Linked DNA regions of Homo sapiens: all the other regions are linked to region 3. A link is an interaction called in ENCODE POLR2A ChIA-PET data of the cell type or tissue named here. Cell type or tissue: HepG2. All regions are shown on one strand. Each heading gives the region's core, and the rest is flanking DNA. Links, peaks and the distances in the headings are about the cores only.

What was found. ChIA-PET counts read pairs that join two places held together with the same protein. Peaks named below come from ENCODE experiments on the same cell type or tissue, not always from the same donor. Only the 100,000 strongest peaks of a DNase experiment are listed, where the experiment ranks them.
Region 1: POLR2A ChIA-PET joins it to region 3 with 8 read pairs; 4 of 35 experiments call an interaction of 5 or more read pairs at or near these places.
Region 2: POLR2A ChIA-PET joins it to region 3 with 7 read pairs; 2 of 35 experiments call an interaction of 5 or more read pairs at or near these places.

What each region holds. Positions count from the first base shown.
Region 1 is chr16:48,172,685-48,180,473 of GRCh38, reverse strand. ABCC11 (ATP binding cassette subfamily C member 11) reads left to right here. Exons shown (of 30, transcript NM_001370497.1): 24 at 1,788-1,877; 25 at 3,361-3,550; 26 at 5,057-5,216. Among named protein-coding and RNA genes, the nearest start is that of ABCC12, 21 kb to the right of the region's middle. In HepG2, for the core only: no CTCF peak of the experiment used is centred there; a DNase peak (open chromatin) is centred at 3,713.
Region 2 is chr16:48,405,663-48,413,451 of GRCh38, reverse strand. No RefSeq gene overlaps it. Among named protein-coding and RNA genes, the nearest start is that of SIAH1, 24 kb to the right of the region's middle. In HepG2, for the core only: no CTCF peak of the experiment used is centred there; a DNase peak (open chromatin) is centred at 3,311; H3K4me3 peaks cover 339 bases; H3K27me3 peaks cover 339 bases.
Region 3 is chr16:48,231,267-48,239,055 of GRCh38, reverse strand. It overlaps ABCC11 (ATP binding cassette subfamily C member 11), which reads left to right. Exons shown (of 30, transcript NM_001370497.1): 2 at 7,117-7,233. The coding sequence starts at 7,135. Among named protein-coding and RNA genes, the nearest start is that of LONP2, 9.1 kb to the left of the region's middle. In HepG2, for the core only: a CTCF peak has its summit at 3,155; DNase peaks (open chromatin) are centred at 2,555 and 3,245; H3K4me3 peaks cover 1,212 bases.

The DNA of each region.
Region 1 (7,789 bases), core at 1,749-6,748, 59 kb after region 3:
GTAGGCCTATGCTCAGTTGGCTCATTTAGTGGCCTAGCATGAACCCTTGATCGTTCTACCTTTCTGTGCTGGCATCCACAGCCTGGCTTTGTCTGCAAGTCTGTCTGTATTCATGGTCACAAAATGGCTGCTGCAGCCCCAAGTGTCACATCCTCCCACAATAACAGTCAAAGGCTGGAGAGGAGATAACTTTTTCCATGTGTTCCTTTTTAAAAGCAAAGAGAAGTTTTCAAGAATACACCCATCTGATGCCTTCTCATCCTTCAACGGCCAGAATGGCATCATGAGCCCACACCTAAACCAAGCTCTGGCAAGAGGAGTAGAATTAATGTGGTTGGTTTGGATTAACCAAGCTTCCCTGAAGCATAAGACCACCAGACACCTGAACATGATGCTGGCAAGGCAGCCCGCAGGGTGTGATACACTGAGGGATGGGAGGAAAAGTGGTCTTCCAACCCGCCCCTGGCCTCTTTTTCAGACTAAGCACCATTTCATCATGGTGCCCACCTTCTCTGACTTACAGAGGGCTTCCCCTCCTTCCTACACCCTTTTGTTTCAGCCATAGCCAAATGGCTTGTGGGTGCCTGGATGTATTCTGAGAATTTGCTGCTTTCAGGGCTTACATAGGCTGTTCTGTTTGGAACACACTTCTCCACCCATCTTTAGTCCACTGCATCTTACTTCACCTTAAAAATGTCACTCTAGGACTGACTCTTCTTGGAATCCTTCCCTGTGCCCTCATCCAGGGCCCCTCCTGTGCATCCCAGTGGCACTCCAGGGCTTCTCCATTGTGGAGTGCGCCCCTCTGCACTTTATTCTTTGTTGCCTTGTCTGCCTTTCCATCCAGCTGGGATCTCCTCGAGGGCAGGCCTACATCTGCTGCACTTTGGGACATGGAGCCTGGTCCAGCACCTGGCACAGAGCCATCCACCAGAGTTTGTTGAATGAATGTATGATTAATGTGTTACCCAGCACCCCCTGCACGTCCTGTTTGCCCATTTCTTGGGCCAGGGTAATGGAGGTTATAGACCGGGGCCCCAAGCCCAGCTCTGCCTCCAGCTTCTAGACGTTTCTGTGGATGTAATTTCTTCTTTTGGCGCCTCAGTTTCCTTATCTTTGGTGCCCCCAATTCCCAAGAGTCCCTAACTCCTCTAGCCTGGGTTTCCCTGAAGGCAGGACCTGAGAAAGGAACTTGGGTGCAGGCAGCTTATTTGGGAAGTGCTCCCAGGAACCAGGATTGAGGGAGCAGAAAAGTGAGATGAGGAAGGAGGAAGTCATCATGGGAGTGTGACACTGGGGTCCCTGTTCTATGTCACTAGGGCTCAACTGTCCTGGGATCTCCTGAGAAGCATATGGGGTATTTCCAGGACCATGCCCTCAAAGGCTGGGAGATGGGAGCATTTATCTCTGCTAGCTCTTGTTCCCCATCAGTCAAAGTTCATTCTCAGTAACCTTAAGTCTCCTGGGTTTCTGGGATGTCCTCATGCACAGGCTAGGTGGTTGCTGTGATGTGGGCAGAGGTCTTGAGCAGAAAGACATACAGAGGGCACTCGAGGTGGAACAGTGTCTGGGGAGGTTCTCCCCCAGAATTGCCCATCGCAGCTGCAGCTAAACTCAGAAGTGGGCTGAGGAGGCACCAGGGGCCTCTGCTCCATTCTTGCTAGGAAAATTATCTTAGTTTCAGGGGTCACTCAGGGGCAATGGCAATCAGTGGTTATCAGGAGCGTTGAAGAGCCTGAGCACACCCCAGCAGCCTCTTGACCCCCGATACTTCTCCTTCCTTCTAGCTGGCGTCCAGCTTCCAGGCCACTGCCCGGATTGGCTTGGAGACAGAGGCACAGTTCACGGCTGTAGAGAGGATACTGCAGTACATGAAGGTGGGGTTCAGGTCTGGGTCTGGTGTGGGGAGCCATGCAAGTTGGGGCATGACTTCTGTGACCTCTACAAGCCCCACTGGCCTCAGAGCCCTGAGACCATCCCAGGAAACACCAGGCTCCTGGCCTTTCCTCCCTGTCTTCCCCAGACTTTTGTTGACCATCTCGCTGAAGCTCTTCCATACCTGTCTGCTCACTTTGACCACATCCCTCACAGCATTCCTAGGGGGAAGAGGAGATCATCTTCTCCTCTTGGAAATGAGAGGTTTGCCCAGTGCAATAATAATGATGACAACAATCTTTGTTCCTATTATTGCTTCCATTTATGTCATGGTGGTTAAGAGCACAGATTCTGTAGCCAGATTTCCTGGGTTCAAGTCTAAGCTTTACCATTTGAATCATTGGAATAACCTGGGCAACTTATTCAAACTCTCTTTTCCCCATCTCTGAAATGAGAAAGACAATAGCGTCCCTTTGCCAGATTATCACAAAGTTGAAATGATATAACATGTAAAGCACATAGCACACTGCCTGACCCATAGTGAGGCTCCATCATGTTCTTTATTATTGTGATTGAGACCTTTCTGTGGGCCAGGCATGGTGCTAAGCCCTTTATCTAGACTATCTCATGGGATCATGGAACAATTTTATTAGGTTGATTGAATGATTATCCACATTTTTCAGACAAGGAAACCGAGGTTGGGCCAGGCAGAACTTTTGCTTAAGATCACACAGGCTGGGGCTGGCAGAGCCCTCTACAAACCAGGTCTCCTGCCCCCTTGCATGAGTGGAATTTATGAATTGTAGGGCTCTGATTTCCTGCCCAGGGATGCTGCTGTGACACGGCACCAGCATGGGGAGTTGTGGCTTGCAGCCAGGTGGTCAGATCCAACTTCTTCTCCAGCGTTCTTTCCTCTCAACACACACAACTGCACTTGATGCAGAGTGGGCTCGGCGTTAGGCAGATCTGGGTTTGAGTTCCAACCTGAAACTGTGTGATCTTAAGTAAGTTGTGGAACTTACGTTAAGTAAGTTGTTGATCTTAAGTTGTTGGATCCTCTATCTCCTCACCTGGGAAATGCCTCCAAAAAGGCCTGTCTCATAGGATGAGGATAGAGAGAGATTAAGTCTGCACAAGGGCTCTGAGCTATGAACCCCCCCGAAGGGGGGAGTCTCTGCTGCCTTTACTGTCATTACCTTGGATTCTATTTCTTTAAAGTCACACAGTAAATCAGGAACATTGCTCTATGTTAATAACAAGGGAATTAGCTATGCAGGTTTCTCACTCTTCTGGGGAAAATTTTGTATGTTTTAGGCGATGGGGGCACGGGCGATGTTCCTCTGATTACACAGCAGGGGGCTTGACCTTGGCGCAAGGCAGGCTGGGGTGGGTCACACCCCCTACAGCGGGAGGCTGGCAGGCCCGCAGGGGATGGGCCGAGATAGATGATAACTATTGATTTCTTTTTCTTTCTTCAAAAACAAGATGTGTGTCTCGGAAGCTCCTTTACACATGGAAGGCACAAGTTGTCCCCAGGGGTGGCCACAGCATGGGGAAATCATATTTCAGGATTATCACATGAAATACAGAGACAACACACCCACCGTGCTTCACGGCATCAACCTGACCATCCGCGGCCACGAAGTGGTGGGCATCGTGGGAAGGACGGGCTCTGGTGAGCTGAGCTTCCTGGGCGAGCGTCCCCAGCTCCTCCTTTGCCCTTTGGGCACTAGACCTATTTAGGGGCATGTGTTTGCTCAGTCATCCCCCAAATATGTATTAGGTCCTCATGCTGTGCTGGGCCCTGTGCTAGACAAACACTGGTGAGCGAAACCCAAGGTCCCTGTGATCATGGGATTCCAGTGGAGGAGACGGATGTTAAATAGACCAGCAAATAAAGACGGAAATGTGACAGCTGCAGGCTGTGGTGGCTGCCACAGGGTGGTATGCAGAATAATGGGGCTAGTGGTACTGGGCCTTGGATACCTGGGTTCTGAGCCCAGTGCTTAAGCTGAGGGGTATAGGGTCCGGGCAGGAGCACTTTTGGAGGGGCATTGCAGGGCACTGCCAGGATGAAGAGCAGGCTAGGAGTTAAATCCAGACTCCCCTTTTCCTCCCTCCCCACCCCCTTCCTGGACTGCTCTCACCAGCCTCTGTCTCCTCCTCTTTCCTCTCCCAGTTTCCTTTCTCCTCCTCAGTTTCTCTCCCTGTCTTCCTCTCCTGTCACTTCTGGGAGATCTGGCCCAAGTCCCCCTCCCTCTGCCTCTTTGCATTGTTCAAAAACTACTGTTAAGACTTGGTTCTTGTCCCCAGTCCCCCACTCCTGGGCACCCCAGAGCTGCCTCCTCCAGGCAGCCCCATGGATAATGAGGGCCTGCCTGGTCTGTCTCCTCAGCACTCCTGCACTGCAGGGTGAAGAGCTTCCACATATGTTCTTTTGGGTGTTCTTCTCTTGCTATTTTCCACCTGCCGATTGGTGGAAACCCTGAGAGGGCTGGGGTCTGGCAGAGAAAAGCTCTCAGTAGATTCTGACCCTACTGCCTATATTCATTCAGTAGGTTTTTACTGAGCACCTACTATGTGCCTGGGAACCGAAAGGTAAGGAAGACACACAGCTTCTACCCTTATAGAGCTTAACTATGAGAACAGGGTTGAAACCTCCAATGCTTTGGAGCCTGGCAGGTGCCATGGGTGGGTGTGATATATGGGGGCGGGGGAGGGCGGGTGGTGACTGGAGAATGCCACTGTGTCTCAACCAAGTGGCTGCGCTCAGCTCCAGCCGAGCTGTTGCCTGGGGGGGATATGGGTCCAGTGTTGCCAATTCTACTAAATTTCAAGAGAAACATGCAATTTGAACTTTTATATCTAGGATTTTTAAAAATGCTGGCAAGGAATTAAAAAATAATCCTAACATTGTGTATATGAAACAAAACATGTCTGCGGGCTGGCTTTGATCCAGGGGCCCCACGTGTGCCCTCTGATCTAGGCTGTAACAAGCTGCTCATGGCATTAGGTATCACCTGGAGCAGGGACGCCAGCCCTCTCCTACCCCTTCAGGGCTCACAGTGATGAAGAATGGGCCACGGAGGGCAGCGGGTCAGGTGTGATCGCCAGGTGCGATCTGTGCTTCCGCTAGTGCAGATGCAGGAAACTGAGGCCCCGCTTGTTTCTTGCCCCACAGGGAAGTCCTCCTTGGGCATGGCTCTCTTCCGCCTGGTGGAGCCCATGGCAGGCCGGATTCTCATTGACGGCGTGGACATTTGCAGCATCGGCCTGGAGGACTTGCGGTCCAAGCTCTCAGTGATCCCTCAAGATCCAGTGCTGCTCTCAGGAACCATCAGGTGAGTGCCGGGCCAGCAGGCAGCCTGCAGGAGGTGGGTCACAGGACCAGGATTCCAGCACCGGGCTGCCTATAGTGAGCTGGTGACCAATGCCCCGATTTCCAGGCCTCCTTGGCCTGCTGGGCCACTCATGCCTACCTGGCTTACCTCACTGAAGTACTGTTGAGGATTAAATGAGGCCTCAATATATATAAGAGCACTTTGTAAACCGTAATGTTATACGCAAAAACAAAACATATTTTTATTTTTTAGAAACTGGATGGCATGGTGGTGCACAGCCGTAGTCCGAGCTATTTGGGAGGCTGAGGCAGGAGGATCACTTGAGCCCAGGAGCTCAGGGCTGTAGTACACTATGACTGTGCCTGTGAATAGCCACTGTGCTCCAACCTGGGCAACACAACAAGACCCTGACTCTTATTAAAAAACAAACAAACAAACAAGCAAACAAACAAAAAACAGAAACAAAACCCTGATGGGATTGGTCAGATTTCACTACACCATTAAGCATTTGCACTCAGGCTACCATATTCTTTCTTGTCCAGATGTAGCTTATTCTCTCTGTGCACTGGGCAAAGCCCCTGGGGACGTTTTTAGGAAGTGCTTCTTCAATGGTACACATTCTGGACAGGAGTGATGTGAGAAAAATCCAGGCAGCCCAGTCAGTGAAGCAGACAGAACCAGATCTTCCAGCCTCTTCACTACACTTTCTGTGTCCTCAGAAGTCAACTCAGGGACAAAGCTTTATCCAGATTAGGCTCCTACTGACAATGCACTTTATCTGGGAGGAAACATCAAGGCATGGGGACTGAGGAAGATGGATGCACTAAAAAGCAGGCTAGGTCCCCCCATGTTTTGTGATATTTAAGGAGAATTCTTAGAGCCAGGAGGATAAACTGAACCCCAGAGCTTCATTCATTCATTCCTTCATTCATCCTCCCACTCATTTAACTTGCCTTTTCTGAGCTTCTGCCTGGTCTGGACACTGTGCTAGGGACTGGAGCCAGTTTAATGAATGTACATTTTCCCTGCTCCCCCAGCAGGAGCTCACAGTGTGGGTGGGGAAGATGGTTTTGTACAGGGGTAAGACCCAATAAATCACAGTATGAAGGGGTAATTGTTAGATCAGAGATATGTACAAAATGCTAAGGGAGCTACGACTGGGATGAGTCACTGCCTGAGTGAATCCAGAAAGGCTTCCCAGAGGAGGGGACATTTGATCAGGGTCTTGAAAGCTGAGTAGGAGCTTGCCAGGCAGAAATAGGAGACAAACTCTTTTCAAGGAGAAGGAACAATATGTGCACAGACACAGGGTTTCAAAATGACTGGGTCATGAGGTGGGGCATGGTAGTTCATGCCTGTAATCCCAGCACTTTGGGAGGCCAAGGCAGGGAGATCACTTGAGGCCAGGAGTTTGAGACCAGCCTGGCCAACATGACAAAACCCTGTCTCTGCTAAAAATACAAAAATTAGCCAGATGTGGTGGTGCATGTCTGTAATCCCAGCTACTCGGGAGGCTGAGGCACGTGAATCGCATGAGCCCGGGAGGTGGAGGTTGCAGTGAGCCGAGATCGTGCTACTGCACTCCAGCCTGGGTGACTGAAGGAAACTCTGTCTCAAAACCTTCCCCGCCCCCACACAAAACAACAAAAAAATGGTTGTGTTAGGGGAATGATAAGACATTTAGTGATAGATTTCTATGTTACAGTAGAATGTGGCCAAATCTCCTGTGCGTTGATATGAAGAGTAGTAAAAATATGAACTAACATTTATTGAGCATTTATATGTGCCAACTGAATGCTTTAGTATACTGCCTAATTTAACTCTCCCAGCAACACTGTGAGGCCCCTTCATTATCCCCATTTTACAGATGAAGGCACGGAACTTAGAGAGGAAGGGGACTTGTTTAAAGACACACAAAGAAATGGCGAACATGAGATATAACCCTAGGTGTTCTAAACCCATAATTTGTGATATTTCCCCCCACCTCTTTCTGTAGAAAGAAATGTGGACTTGAAATCCTACCTTAGAACTTAAGGCTCTACCCTTAAGCATCTCTCTGAATGTCTTGATGCCAGCCTGGCTCTCATACTGGCTTGTGGCGTGACCTTGAACAAGCCATTTAAAACTGATAAGAAAGGAGTATACCCATCTCATGGAGGAGAAAATGTCAAATAACCCATCTATGAAAGTGCTTTGGAGATATCAAATGTCATGCAAATAAGACCTGCCTCTTCTTTAGTACACATTAGCCCTACACACAAGATATGCGTGGCTGGCACAACTGGGGAAGGATAAAGCAAGGTTGACAGGTTTCACTCAGGGCTACATGGCTGCATAGCAGGGAAGTGTCTATAGTGCTGCCTGTTCCAGATGCAAGTGTAAAGCTTGCTGGGTGTAAAGTCCAGATAGATTCCCTCTCTCATGTCAGTTACCTGGATGTTAGGATTCTTTTCACTGCAAGAAACAGAAAGTCCAGCCCCCCAACAATGAGCTACCACTTCACACCTACTAGAATGGCTATAACAATAATAAAAGGTAAATAGCAAGTATTATTAACAAGGATGTGAAAAAAT
Region 2 (7,789 bases), core at 1,064-6,063, 170 kb before region 3:
AGCCTACCCAGGGCCGATTCTGTGTCCTACATGTAGAAGAGGGCCCAGCCCTTTAGATAAAAGGTGTGGCCAGGCACAGTGTCCCACATCTATAATCCCAGTACTTTGGAGGCTGAGGAAGGAGGATTACTGGAGCCCAGGAGTTAAATGACCAGCATGGGCAACATAGGGACCCCATCTCTAGGAAACAAAAATTTTTTAATTGGCCGGGTGCAGTGGCTCTTGCCTGTAATCCCAGCACTTTGGGAGACTGAAGCAGGCAGACCACTTGAAGGCAGGAGTTTGAGACCAGCCTGGCCAACATGGTAAAACCCTGCCTCTACTAAAAATGCAAAAATTAGCTGGACATACTGGTGCATGGCTGTAATCCCAGCTACTGGGGGGCTGAGGCAGAAGAATCACTTGAACCCAGGAGGCGGAGGTTGCAGTGAGCGGAGATCGCGCCACTGCACTCTAGCCTGGCCATGATAGCGCCTCAGCACTCCAGCCTGGGTGACAGAGCAAGACCTTGTATAAAAAAAAAAAAAAGATAAGAAGTGATATGCATCCAGAGAGCTCAAATGTGATTCAGGGGCACATCCAGGTTAAAACCCATGCTTAGGCAAAAGGGAACCACAAAGGATTTTGGGGGGTTTTGGTTTTGTTTTCTATCTAAAAGGAAAACGCAGGACACAGAGTTTTGAGGTGGATAATACAGTGTCTGGTCCTGGGCAAGCATGAGTGTTCCTAAATTGTTCTCTAGGCTTGCCCCAGGCATATTTTAAGTTTCCTGTAAGCATTCCAGGCTTAACGATGGATTTTTCCTAATTCATCCTGAGCACACCCTCCACCCTTCTCCCCAGTCTTTATATCTGTCTTAGTTTGGGCTATTATGGCTAAGTACCTTAGACTGGGTGGCTTATAAACAGCAGCAATATATTTCTCACAGTTCTGGGGGCTAGAAGTCTGAGATCAGGGTCCAAGCATGTAGGATTCTGGTGAAGTCCTTCATCCAGGTTGCAGACTGCCGACTTCTCATCGTGTCCTCACAAGGTGGGAAGAGGGCTGAAGGGAGCTCTCTGGAGTCTCTTTTATGACACTAATCTCATTCGTGGGGGGATCCACCCTCACGACCTAATTACCTCTCAAAGGCCCCACCTCCTATTACCATCATATTGGGAATTTTGGGGGGTGGATGCAAACATGCAGTCCATTGCACCATCATCACAAATGGCATCTACCTAGTGCCCAAGCAAGACACTTCAGTGTTTTTTTTTTTGTTTTTTTGGTTTTTTGATTTGTTTTTGAGACGGAGCCTTGCTCTGTCACCCAGGCTGAAGTGCAGTGGCATGATCTCAGCTCACTGCAACTTCTGCCTTCTGGGTTCAAGTAGTTCTCCTGCCTCAGCCTCCCAAAAAGGTGGGGTTACAGGCATGCGCCAACGTGCCCAGCTAATTTTTGTATTTTTAATAGAGATGGGGTTTCGCCATGTTGGCCAGGCTGGTCTCAAACTCCTGACCTCAAGCAATCCACCCAACTCGGCCTCCCAAAGTGCTAGGATTACAGGTGTAAGCCACTGCACCTGGCCCACTTAAGTATTTTAATTTTTCCTTTTTGCTCACCTCCTATATGCAATCCATAGCTAGTCCTATGGATTTTATCCCCACAATGTACCTCTAGGTTACCTTCTTCTGTCTACACCCAAGCTACAACCAAAGCCCAGATCATCCCTCACCTGGTCACTGCTACAGGCTGTCTGGTCTCCCTGACGCTGATGGTGCCCCTCTCCAACCCCTTGTGGATTTAGCATCCAGAATGCTCTTGCCCAGACACAAACCTGCTTGTCTGCTTACACTCTTGAATGGCTCCCCACCCATAAGATAAAACAGGAGCTCTGTAGCATGGTCTGCAGGACTGTCCCTGAACTCACCTCTTATTATTCCCCATATGCATCCACGGGCACTCTCCACAGGGATTCGTATCGGCACTGTCACGCTTCCACATCTGCATGTGCTTGTACTTCTGGGATCTGATTTTCATCTCCCTTTTTGTCCCCTCACCTCTCAGAATTTTTGTTGTTGTTGTTTTTACACAGAGTCTCACTCTGTTGCCCAGGCTGGAGTACAGTGGTGCAATCTTGGCTCACTGCAGCCTCTGCCTCCCGAGTTCAACCTCCCTGTAGCTGGGATTACAGGTGTGCACTACCATGCCCAGCTAATTTTTGTACTCTTAGTAAAGGTGGGGTTTCTTATAAATAATAATAAGAAGGCCGGGTGTGGTGGCGCATGCCTATAATCCAGCACTTTGGGAGGCTGAGGCTGGTGGGTCACTTGAAGTCAGGATTTCAAGACCAGCCTGGCTAACATGGTGAAACCCCATCTCTACTAAAAATACAAAAATTAGCCAGGTGTAGTGGTGCATGCCTGTAGTCCCAGCTACTTGGTAAGCTGAGGCATAAGAATCGGTTCAACCCAGGAGGCAGAGGTTGCAGTGAGCCAAGATCGTGCCACTGCACTCCAGCATGGGTGGCAGAGGGAGACTTCTGTCTCAAAAAAAAAAAAAAAAAAAAAGAAGAGTGTAGGGCTCGAAAACTAGTAATGCTAATTAACTAACTCTGAGAACATCACATCTACCACCCATCTTTCTCTAACCATCTAATTTTGTTAGCCATAAATACATTTTTGAGCTGCTTATTCCTGAATCCAACTCTTGCATAAATTGTTGTGAACAAATACATGCATTGCTCAGTTCTATTGAACCACATGTGAAGACGGTGGGGAAGGCTGGTGGTCCCAGACTGTTTTGGTGCTCTATTCGGGGGTAGATAATTTCCTGAACTGGGCCTAATTGCTTTGGCTGCCAAGTAACAATTTGTTTTTAGTGGAAAACTTGGCCGAGGCAAGGCTTGTGCAATTGTGCCCTCGCCCTTACCTAAGGAATTCTGTGCACAGAGGCTGTCCTGTAGCTTCTGAGGTAGTCATGTGTGTAGACACACACCTGTAATTAGTGTTCAGGAGGTGCAGAGGGAGGTCACAAAATCCTTGTGTGAGTGCCAAGGAAGGGGCAGGACTAGAGAAGGGAGGCTCCTGGCCTGCACTGGGAGCTCAAGGGCAGAGCCCACTTCCTGGATGTCACCCACGCTTGAGCTCTGAAAGACCCCAAGGAAGCCACCTCGCTGATGAGGAAGGGCGGATGAGAGGAACGCTGAGGGGGTAGAATGCATGTGGCTTCTGGCAGCCTCTCTCTGAGGATTGCTCAAGTGTGTATGCCATGAACCTTGGCCTGCTTCTGATTTGTTGCTGCATATTGGATAGTTAGTATGTGCAGCAGCCTGGGTGACTCATGAAAGTGACTGATAAGCCCTCTCTCTCTTTGCAGTAAGGGCAGATTCTAGCATTTGAGTCCACTTTGGGAAGGGTGGTGTGTGAGGTCAACGTAGAATATTCCAGGCTGGCCAGGCATGGTTGGCCCATGCCTATAATCCCAGCATTTAGGGAGGCCGAGGCGGTTGGATGGCTTGAGCTCAGAAGCGTGTCTGTAGTCCCAGCTACTTGGGAGGCTGAGGTGGGAGGATCGCTTGAGCCCGGGAGGAGAAGATTGCAGTGAGCTAAGATCAAGCCACTGTACTCCAGCCTGGGCAACAGAAGGAAATTCTGTCTAAAAAAAAAAAAAAAAAAAGATATTCCAGGTCGTCTTGAAGTTCTCTCTTGACAAAGTTCTCTTAAGTTCCATCTAACAAACAGTTTTGTCTATTTGTTTTTATTAAAAGGAGGAAGAAAACAAAGAGAAAAGAAAGCTCTTACTTTTCCCTCCTAGGATTATAAGAAACATTACCCAATTTTAAAGGACTTCAAATTCAAATGTTGAAAGTCAGATGTTAAATAAGGTTTGTAGGCTGGGCTTGGTGGCTCACGCCTATAATCTCAGCACTTTGGGAGACCAAGGTGGGCAGATCCCTGAGGTCAGGAGTTTGAGACCAGCCTGGCCAACATGGTGAAACTCTATCTCTACTAAAAATACAAAAATTAGCCAGACATGGTGGCACACACCTGAAGTCTCAGCTACTCAGGAGGCTGAGGCAGGAGAATCACTTGAACCCGGGAGGTGGAGGTTGCAGTGAGCCAAGATCACACCACTGCACTCCAGCCTGGGTGACAGAGTAAGACTCTGTCTCAAAAAAATAAAATAAAAAATAAATAAGGGTTTGTAGAGATATCCTATAAACATAGAAGTTTCTCCAGCTCTAACATTTTAAAATTCTATGAATCTCAGATTTGTGTCACTCCAATATGTCCAGTAAAGTAGAAGGAAATATGACTTTGAAATTCACTAAAATGAAAAGATGGAAGCTGTATCTTTGCTGAATCCATGTCCTGAAATAGCTTTATAGGACAGGTAAAGCATTTCTGTTCATCTCTCCAGTAAATACTCGCATCTTGCAGCTGCCTCTCCGCGACCAGGGAAAGGAGAGCAGGCTTCCCAAGGAGGAGTGAAGTGGAGTCATTTCACAGGCACCCAGCCTCCCCTCACCCTGTTCTCTTTCTTCCTCTACAGTTGCCTTTCCCTGCAGTGGGACTGGCAGCCATCCAACACTTCTGCATTCTTCCAGTTGTCTCCCTTGTGTGGCCTTCCTTAGCTGCTTAGCACCATGACTCCACAAACCCACAAACACACAGCAGCCATCAGTTTAGTCCACATTTCTTAGGCATTAAAGACCCAATCTGGGCCGGGCGTGGTGGCTCATGCCTGTAATCCCAGCACTTTGGAAGGCCGAGGTGAGCGGATCACCTTAGGCTAGGACTTCGAGACCAGCCTGGTCAATATGGTGAAACCCCATCTGTACTAAAAATGAAAAAATTATCCAGGCATGGTGGCACATGTCTGTAATCCCAGCTACTCAGGAGGCTGAGGCAGGTGAATTGTTTGAACCTGGGAAGCCAAGGTTGCAGTGAGCCAAGATGGTGCCATTGCTCTCCAGCCTGGGTGACAGAGCAAGACTCTGTCTCAAAAAAAAAGACCCAATCTGACTCCAGTTGATGTGTCCAGATTTACCTCCCCAAAACAATCCCCTTATCCAGCCTCCATTTCCCTGTGCCCCTCCAGCATGCATGCCCCCTCTCCTCCCCTCTCCACACTCCCTTTCTCCTCCCATCTCCTGCATCCAACTGAAGCACTGCCTTCTCTTTCTGATGTGCCCCTACACCGAGTCTCAATTTTTCCATGCATGCTTTTTTTTTTTGAGACAGGATCTCACAGTGGTGTTATCACAGCTCACTGCAGCCTCAACCTCCTGGGCTCAGATGATCCTCCCACCTCAGCCTCCCAAGTAGCTGGGACTCTAGGTGTGCACCACCAAGTCCAGCTAATTTTTTTTTTTTTTTTTTTTTTTGGAGAGACAGTGGTCTCACTATGTTGCTCAGGCTGGTCTTGAACTCTTAAACTCAAACCATTCTCCAGCCTCAGCCTCCTAAACTGCTGGGATTACAGAGGTGAGCCACTGTGCCTAGCCTTACTTCTGCATTTATTCAAATGATCGTGTTCTAGTCACCTCCCTGGTGAGATGGTAGATTCCTTGAGGGTAGGGATGAAAGCTCATGCATTTTTCTATTCTCCACTGAACTTAGTACAGGAAGCAAAACAATATATTTTTTAATGGGTGAATGAATTTGTAAAAACTTTTTATTTGGTCCAATTACTGATTTTCCCCCTCTCACAAAACAAACTATTTTTTTGTAACACAGGAGGAAGAGGAGGGACTAATATCTGAAATGTTTACCTGGCCCTGAAATTTTCTCTCCTTTTATTTGATATGAGAACTTATCTTTGTCTTTATAATAAATTATATCTTATTTTTAGTATTAAAAAATCTTCTCAGCTGGGCTCTGTGACTCATGCCTGTAATCCCAGCACTTGGGAGGCTGAGGCGGGCAGATCACCTGAAGTCAGGAGTTTAAGACCAGCCTGGCCAACATGGTGAAACCCCGTCTCTACAAAAATACAAAAATTAGCTGGGCATGATGGCAGATACCTGTAATCCCAGCTACTGAGGAGGCTGAGGCAGGAGAATCACTTGAACCTGGGAGGCAGAGGTTGCAGTGAGCCGAGATGGTGCCATTGCACTCCAGTCTTGGTGACACAGTAAGACTCCGTCTCAAAAATAAAATAAAAATAAAAATAAAACCTTCTCATTATAGGCCAGGCGTGGTGCTGACACCTGTAATCCCAGCACTCTGGGGGACTGAGGTGGGTGGATGGCTTGAGCCCAGGAGTTCTAGACCAGCCTGGGCAACATAGTGAGACCCCCATCTGTATAAAAAATTTAAAAATTAGCTGGGTGTGGTGGTGCATGCCTGTTGTCCTAGTTACTTGGGATGCTGAGGAGGGAAGATCGCTTGAGTCCAGGAGTTTGAGACTACAGTGAGCTAAGATCACAGCACTGCACTGCAGCCTTAGCAACAGACCAAGACCCTGTCTCAAGTAAATAAATAACTTTTTATTATAAAGTCATACAACAAGTTATTTAATAAATTATAACAATACACAAGCGTGTTGTGTGGGAACAAAATTCCCCCACCCCAGGTTGCTCTTTCAGGATTATGAAAGAGAAACTCCATGATGCTGCCCAGAGCCATGGATTAGGGGGGATATCGGTCTAGATGAGCGTACAAAACGTACTACCCACTATGAGTGCATATGGCAAGACCTTTACTTCCCAGATGGAAGTTCCCTGAGCCTAAGGAATCCATCTGACTTGTGCAGCTTCTGAGCTCGCTGGATCTGTTCTATTCTCTGTGCAGTGGGGCTGACCATGGTGACTATCTCATAGGGTGGTAATGATACTGCAGGAGCATGGGAGTTGCTCAGCACAGCATCTGGCCCAAAGCAAGGGTTCAACCCATGTTTGCAGTCAAAATACAGCATGGCCCAGAGAACAACGTTGCTTGGACACCTGTAATCCCAGCACTTTGGGAGGCCGAGGCAGGTGGATCACCTGAAGTCAGGAGTTCAAGACCAGCCTGGCCAACATGGTGAAACCCCATCTCTACTAAAAATACAAAAATTAGCCAGGTGTGATGGCTCATGCCTATAGTCACAGCAACTCCGGAGGCTGACGCAGGAGAACCACTTGAACCCAGGAGGCAGAGGTTACAGTGAGTTGAGATCACACCACTGCACTCCAGCCTGGGCGAGATAGCGAGAAAAAAGAAAAAAAAGGTTGGAGAGCAGAGACTGAAGGCTGAGGGGAGTGCAGCATGGCTTCAACTGTCCTTCCTAGCATGTTTGACAGAGTCAGTGACTTGTAATTGAAAGTGGTAAAGAAATAAAGGAGATAGGGAGGCTGAGTGGTGGAAAGAAATGAACTTCGGACCCAGACAGACCTCAGTGTGAAGGCCAACTACATGACTGCCTATTTGTAATGACTTTGGTTGCATTTCCTGAACCTTATTTCCTCATTTATAAAATGGGCAAACAGTATACCTGTATACCAGTATACCTAGATTGTGAGGATTCAACGAGTTAGTGTGAAGTGGCTGGCACATGGTAGTAGATATCTAATAAATGTTAACAGTTTTCCTAGAGCGAGCTTTTGTTTTTTTGTTTTGTTTTGTAAAGTTTGTGTAAACACACAGAATTAGAGCTGAAAGGAGTTTCTAGGCCAAGACCTTCAGTTCCCAGATGGGGAAACTCAGAAAGAAGGTGCATGACTTGCCTGAGCTGTTTTCCAGCTCCCAGGCCATGGTCTGGCCCCCATCCCCAGGGGTCACTGTGACCTGGCTCCCCTGAGCCAGAAGGAGGCCATCTGAGATCC
Region 3 (7,789 bases), core at 1,090-6,089:
TACTATAAGAAAGAGCTGTTCCATCTCCCCCATTTATTTACTTACTCAATTACTTTTTAATGTTAGTATGGTCTTACAGATATTTAGTTTTTATGGTTTTTTTTTTTTTTTTTTTTTTTTTAGACAGAGTCTCCTCTGTCGCCCAGGCTGGAGTGTAGTGGCGAGATCTCGGCTCACTGCAAGCTCTGCCTCCCAGGTTCATGCCATTCTTCTGCCTCAGCCTCCCAAGTAGCTGGGACTACAGGTTCCCACCACCAAGCCTGGCTAATTTTTTGTATTTTTAGTAGAGACGGGGTTTCACCGTGTTAGCCAGGATGGTCTCGATCTCCTGACCTTGTGATCCACCTGCCTTGGCCTCCCAAAGTGCTGGGATTACAGGCGTGAGCCACCGCGCCCGGCCTAGTTTTTATGGATTCTAATCCGATAATATTATCTTTTTTTTGTTTTTTTTTGCTTGAATTGTTTTGGATTTGACCATTTCTGCATGTTGAGATTTGACTTGGGTTTGGCCTTAGGTTGCAGGTGGAACATTTTCTCCAATGTGAAGTCCAGCAGTGCTTTCAGAATTCCAGAAGGAGTTGAAAGTCCATTCATATCAAGAGTTATTTGTTAAGCGACTTCTCAGTGCCAGGCCCTGAGCTAATTGCAGAAGGGTAGACAGGTCCCAAAACAAGGTCCTACTCTCAAGCATCTCTCAGCCAGGGGAACAGACCCATAGACATCTGAGTATGAGGTAGGGCAGACAGAACTGTGTGTTTATATGTGTGCAACAGATAAGGGAAAGAGAAATCAGGTTACTAGGTGCTGTGGGAGAGACACAAATATAGAAACTTAGAAGCTCCTGCCTAAAGCTCTTTGTCTGACAGGATCCCACCTTCTTTCATTCATTCACTGAACATCATTTTCACATTGCTTAATATTCATTTCAATAACCATTCACTAAAAATATTTTTTGAACACCTATGATGTGCTGGACACTATTCTAGGTAATGGGGAATACATCAGGGAATCAGACAGACAAGATTTCTGCTTTCATGAAGCTGACATTCTAGTGGGAAAAACAAACAATAAGCAAGGAAAGAAATAAGGAAAATATTTCTGGATAGTAATAAGCCTTTTAGATGGTCAGGGAAGGTCTCTGAAAAGACGACATTTGAACTGAGCCCTGCAGTATGAGAAAGCATAAATCAATGCAAAGATTAGGGGGTGGGGGCCAAGGGCACTGTTGTAGGCAGAAAAAGCAGCACTTGCAAAGACCCTGTGGCTAGAATGAATTTAGGGTGTTTGAGGAACCTGTTCCTGGAATGTCTGAGCTTGGGACCTAGTGATTTCAGTTGCAATAAGGTGGGCAGAGTCAGATTATAGAGGGCTCTGTAGGCTCTGGTAAGGAGTTTGGGTCTTACTCTAAACCTGACGGAAGCCATGGGAGAGATCAAGTTGAGGAATAACATTATCTAGCTTATATTTTCAAAAGTTAATTTTGACTGCTATGTGGAGAATGGAACGTAAGGATTTAAGATCAAAAGCAGGGAGGCCAGTCAGGAGGTGGTTGCAGTTGTCCAGGCAAGAAGTGATGACTTAGACTAGGAGCAGTTGCTGTCAAGCTATGTTTGATTGTAGCTTCAAGAGAATATGCTGATGGATTGGACATGAAGATTTAAGGAAAAACAGTTGAGAAGGATTATCCTAGGTTGGGGCCTAAGCCACCAGGGCCTGGAGAGAGGTTGAGCCAGTAGCTGAAGATCCTGGCTATAATGAGGGTCTCATTCACTTCTCTGGATATGTACAATGTGCCCTACCTTGTGACAGATTCTGAGGGTGGTACAGAGATAAAACATATGTGGCCCAGATTCCCAAGCGCTTACCTTTTCATCAAGGGTCTCTCCAAGGGTAAGAGGGGAGGGGCTGCATTCATTCAGGCTTCCAGAGTTTTAACAAAGAACTTCTAAAACCAGCTTACAAACTTTATGGTATATTTTTAAAACACTAATGTTTAATAATTTTAACCCACTTATGCCGGAGGTTGCAATTTTTTTGGATTTTTGCAATCAGACCTCGGTGATGACCTTGAGCAGTAGGATATAAATAACTTTCACATGCTTAGCATTCCCATAATGGAACACTAGGCATCAATGGCCTAATACATACATGTGCCCCAACAACCACAATAAACAATACTATATAAATGTTCTGTTCACATAATAATGGCTGGATTTAGTTTTTAAAACACAAATTAATGCTGCTCTATAGAAGATGTGGTGTGGTGTGGGAATAGGCCCAAGTTTAACCTGCCTGCTTGATGAAAACCCTCTTTCAATCCTGTCACTGTATCTCTGTGATGGGATGTGTCAGCCTACTTTGGAGAACACCAAGAATTTAAATGTGAAGTCTTTCGTGACTGTGTGGCTTTCCTAGCTCCTTTTTTGACAGACTCTGCATGTACTTCATTCATTGATCCATTGAATATTTGTTATGCATATACTATGTGCTGGGCACTCTTCTAGACCCAAGGACACATCTGTGAACATGACAGACAAGGTCCCTGGTTTCAAAGAGCTTACATTCAATGAGGTATGCAGAAAACAAATAAGCCAACAAGGAAAGAAATGGCAATTTCAGAATGTGATGAGTAAAGGAAGTAGATTAGGAAAATATGCAGAAGGTGGTATGGAGAGAGGGGATCTGGGAAGGTTACTCTGAGGAGGTGGCATTTGAGTAGAGTCCTGAATGTCAAGAATGAACCAGCTCTGCAAGGAGGTGGGAGGAGAATATTCTTGTCAGATATTAGGACTAATGCAAAGATCAAGGTGAGAGGATCATCCTAGCTTCTGAAATTGAGGAGAAGGCCAGGTACTGAGATGTGGGGATTCTTCAGGCAACAAGATGCCCTCCTGAAGCTACTGAAACTAACAGAAGGAAATAAACCTAAGAGCAGAGAAAGTTAAATAGCACAGGGCGAGGTACAGGAGGAGTAAGATCTAATCACTTAAACTTCTTTAGGGCCCAGCTGGCAGGTGCTTCTGGCTCCTTGCCCTGGACACTTCCTTAACCACTGATGTACCTTCTGATCTTGGACACTAGACCCTGCTGCATAAGAACATGGAAATAAATCAGCTCCTCCAGAAAGCCCATGATACAGGTTACCCCGCTCCAGTGGCTCCCCTCCTGTTCACAGTCTGTTTCACCATACGCAAACAACCCACGTCCAAACCAAATTTGTCATCCTGACCTTTGCCTCTGGGGATTGGGAAAACACAGGGCTGGAAGCATCTGCTGTTTCCTCTCTATTTTATTCCCAGTCATGTCCTGGTTTCCATCCTGACTACAATGATGGTCTTACACCAATTAGAGTGAATAAACTCCAGCTCCATTTTCTTCCGGAAAGAGAATTGGGAGTCCAGGGAATGCTTCCGGGACTGCCAAGGAAGGTTCTGGAGGGAATTCCCCTGGTCAGTCCAGGAAGTGGAGATGGGCCCCATGGAACTGGAAGGAGGCCCAAGCTAATGTGTGGCTGAGCTCGAGCTCGTTTGCTTGGGATGAGCGACTGATGTTCTGCAAACATAACTATTACAATGTTTGCATTTTCTTAATTTTCGTTGGGTTTCATTTTCCATGTCGTTAGTTTCCTGGATGAATCTTGAATAGGAAAGAGTCACACTATGTGCTGGGCACTCTTCTAGATCCAAAGACACATTTGTGAACAGGACAGACAAGGTCCCTGGTTTCAAAGAGCTTACATTCTAATGAGGTATGCAGAAAACAAATAAGCCAACAAGGAAAGAAATGGTAATTTCAGAATGTGATGAGTAACCCTCATTGCATCTCTTTGCATCTCTTTGCATCTCTAGTTGTGAAACCTTCGTTACCTCTCTTTGCAGGTGTATTTGAATAAACCAGGTTGGCAAATCATACTATAGCTGAAAGGTGAGAGAAAATCTAATTTCTTTACTTGGTCTTTATAAATCTGGTCTTCCTCATGATCCCCCACTTGCTGGTTAATGAGGGAAAAATAAATGTTTTGGCTTACCATTTTAAGACCTTGTTTGAGCCAATAATTTAAGTCATTTTATCAAATAATTCTCACTAAAGGCTCTGTCTAGGAGTTGTCACCTGGCAGAGAAAGAATCAGGAACCTGGGCACAGTGACCTCTGCTCCTAGGCTTTCCCAGGGGAGGTCTTTTGTCTACTTGCTCACTGCCTGTCCTGCTGTCTTTGCAAGCCAGCTGGATCTTGGCTTGCACAGTAATCCTTTTTTGGCTCACTCACCTGGGGATGTTCTCTGAGTTGCTAGGCCTCCCCTGTCCCACTTCTGTTGGCAGCATAACCCCCTCCAAGATCTCTCCATGACTCTCAGCTGTTTGCAACCTGGGTTGTCCACTATGACACTTCTGGGAAGCCCTTCACCCAGACTTTTAGCAACTTCTTGTTCCCATCTATACCACAGGGAAGCCAAGAAAGCTAACCACCAGGCACAGCCAGCCACAGCCCATAGAGCACTTAGAAGTGAATTGGAAAATGATGTGCCCGGCAAGACGAGGATTTAGGAAAAGGCAGCACTCTCGCAAGATGGATGCCACAGTGGTCGGCTAGTACCTGTTCATACTGCCTCATGACAATCATCGGTCAAATTTTCATGAACTTTGAGAGCATAGCTGCTAAACACAAACATTAATAAAAAAAAAATTATATAAACTTACAATTAAATAAATTACATCAAAAACAAAGATAATACTCAAAATGTATCATTTCCTACTTATTTTGCTACCTTTTGCTGTTATTTATACTTCTGAGGTTACTTACATCTATTATATCTCTATGGTAGAAACAGTATATGATGATGCCGTGCTGCGCATCTCTTCCCAGCTCTGCATTCAGTGGAGTTATGTTGGTATCACATCACGAAATCGGCCATGATGGGTGTGTTTACACCACAGAAATAGGCAAAGGCTACATATCAGGGCTGGATTTATCATTTTGTTGATTGTCTAGTCTTAAGAAAGAAATGTAGGAAATGTTAATAATGCAGATTAAATGTACAAGTGTGTGGTGCCTGTAGCCATTACATTGTGAGTAGTAAAATAAAATAAGGGAATATTCTTTCAGCATTTGAAAACTATTCAGCAAAGTTACTCAGGTCATTGGCAAATGAGTGAAGATTCAACCAACATATATCTCTGGTATTGCACTTTCCTCTTACTTGTTAACATAGAGCAAAATGTCAAGTAGCATTGGAACTATACTTAATCACCAATTGCAACCACAGGTTTGTTACAGATATAAACGTTTATGAGCACAGCACTGAGGCAGCCCTTTGCAAGGATATGAGACTTGCACTCTGAAATTTGCTGCCTCCACCCCTTGCTCTATTCCCTTTACTGGGGATCTTTGTGTGTGAATAAATCATACAGCAATATACCGTGGCCCCATCCACAGGGCCTCATTCTAGGGAATCATGCCAGTTTTAATTTAATGCAGCTATATTCTAGGCTGGTTCATGGCAGCCAGTCTTCCTCCCAGAGCTGTAAAGAGTGTGTGTCACTCTCTCTTATCTAATACACCTCCTTCTCTCTCTTTTCTCTTTTCTATCATCCCTGAAGTGTCCACATTCTACCACTACATGGCAAGTAAGCCTATGGCCTGGTGCCCTGGCTGGGAAGCCTATCTTATATGGTCTGTAGGAAAATTCCAGCAACTGACTCTACCAGATCTGGTTGTGATTTGGTAAAAGGAAGTGGGATGGGAAGGAGTGGGACAAAGAAATCTAGAGTAACTTCTCACAAAGTAATGGGTTAGCTTGCAGTCTATTTGCTTGAAGTACAATCCAATATTTGAATGTTTGTTTTGTTTTGTTTTTTGAGATGGGGTCTTGCTCTGTTGCCCAGGCTGGAGTACAGTGGCACAATCTCAGTTCATTGCAACTTCCACCTTCCAGGATCAAGTTATACTTCTGCCTCAGCCTCTTAAGTAGCTGAGACCACAAGCGTGCACCACTACGTCTAGCTAATTTTTTATATTTTTGGTAGAGACAGGGTTTCGCCATGTTGCCCAGGCTGGTCTCAAACTCCTGAGCTCAAGCAGTCCTCCCGCCTCAGCCTCCCAAAGTGCTAGAATTACAGGTGCATGCCATCATACCCAGCCTCAGTATTTGAATGGTAAAAGCTATATCTGAACACCAGGACCAACTACATAATTTGTGGGTAACAGTGCAAAATGAAAATGAAAATGAAAATGTGGGTCTTCTTGTTCAAATTTATTAAGAATTTCAGGATGGCAACAGAAAAGCATTCAACTGAGCCTGGGGCCCTTCTGAGTGTGGGGCCCTGGGGGGCACAGGCTGCACCCTCATGGCCCTGGCTCTGCTGCACACTTTCTCTTTCCATCTCTTCAGAATATTCCTAATTACTACCTTCTCTCCTGTCCCAGGCACATGAATATTCTGAGTCAAGCAGGGAGTGAGTCACATACTCAGAAAAACAAATATGAAAGTCATATTTTTTTTTTAAAAAAAGAACCCTGATTATTTAAGTCTCCTAACTTGTCCCCAGATTCCTTCTGGGGTCTGTGAAAACCAAGAGTGAAAGCAGGGAAAATGATGTTTCTTTCATTCACATATGTGTCCATTCATTCTTCATTTATTGAGCACCTGCTCTCCTCCCAGCACGTTCCAGGCCCAGGAAATTCAACAGCGAGGAAAGCAGACATGTCCCTGTGCTCATGAGGCTCTCTGTGTAGTGCATAAATGAAGTCTGAACAAATAATGATTCAAACAAATACACAGTTAAAGACTGGGATAAAGCAAGAAGACTGATTTTATGAGCAGGGGTTTGATACATCAAAGGAGATTGCCCAGGATCAAGGGTGCGGTGTTGGGGGTGGGTTGGGGAGGGTGGTTAGAGAAGGTTTCACTAAGTGATTTGGGCCTGAGGCCTGAGAAGATGTTTAAAAAGAGGGATCAAGCACAGGCTAAGGAGAGGAAAGAGCAGGCACCCAAACCTCTGCATGGCCCCAATATGCTCCCTGCAGGGTAGTGCCCCCTCTTCTGGCTGCTCAAGGCGAGATCTAAGCTTCTTCTAACTCCTGCTGTCTTTTCATATTCTCTGATTCTGGGAAACGAAGAATTGGCAGGAACTGAAAATGACTAGGAAGAGGACATACTGGGTGCCCAACTCTTCTGGTGGCCTCGTGAATCGTGGCATCGACATAGGCGATGACATGGTTTCAGGACTTATTTATGTAAGTAGATCTCTTAGCATCAGCACACCAGGAAACTGAGTTGGCAGAATATTCTCCACGGTCATAAATTACGTCAAACAATTTCTTCCCATACTTATTTACCCTTGAATTTTTTTTCTTTTCTCTTTTTGCTCTCTCTCTCTCTCTTTTTTTTTTTTTTTTGACTCAGGGTCTTGCTTTGTCACCCAGGCTAGAGTACAGTGGCACAATCATAGCTCACTGACACCTCCTGGGTTCAAATGATCCTCCCACCTCAGCCTCCTGAGTAGCTAGCTGGGACTATAGGCACATACCACTACGCCCAGCTAATTTTTAAATTTTTCACAGAAATGGGGGTCTCCCTATGTTGCCCAGGCTTGTCATGAACTCCTGGCCTCCATCCTCCTGTCTTGGCCTCCCAAAGCACTGGGATTACAAGCATGAGCCACCCCACCCAGCTACTCTTGATTTTTTTCAAATAGACCTCAGGCTTCCACAATGAGATCAATTATAATCCATCATCATGGCATACCTTCATGGTTTATGCATATCTCTATGCATAATATTATATAGAGAT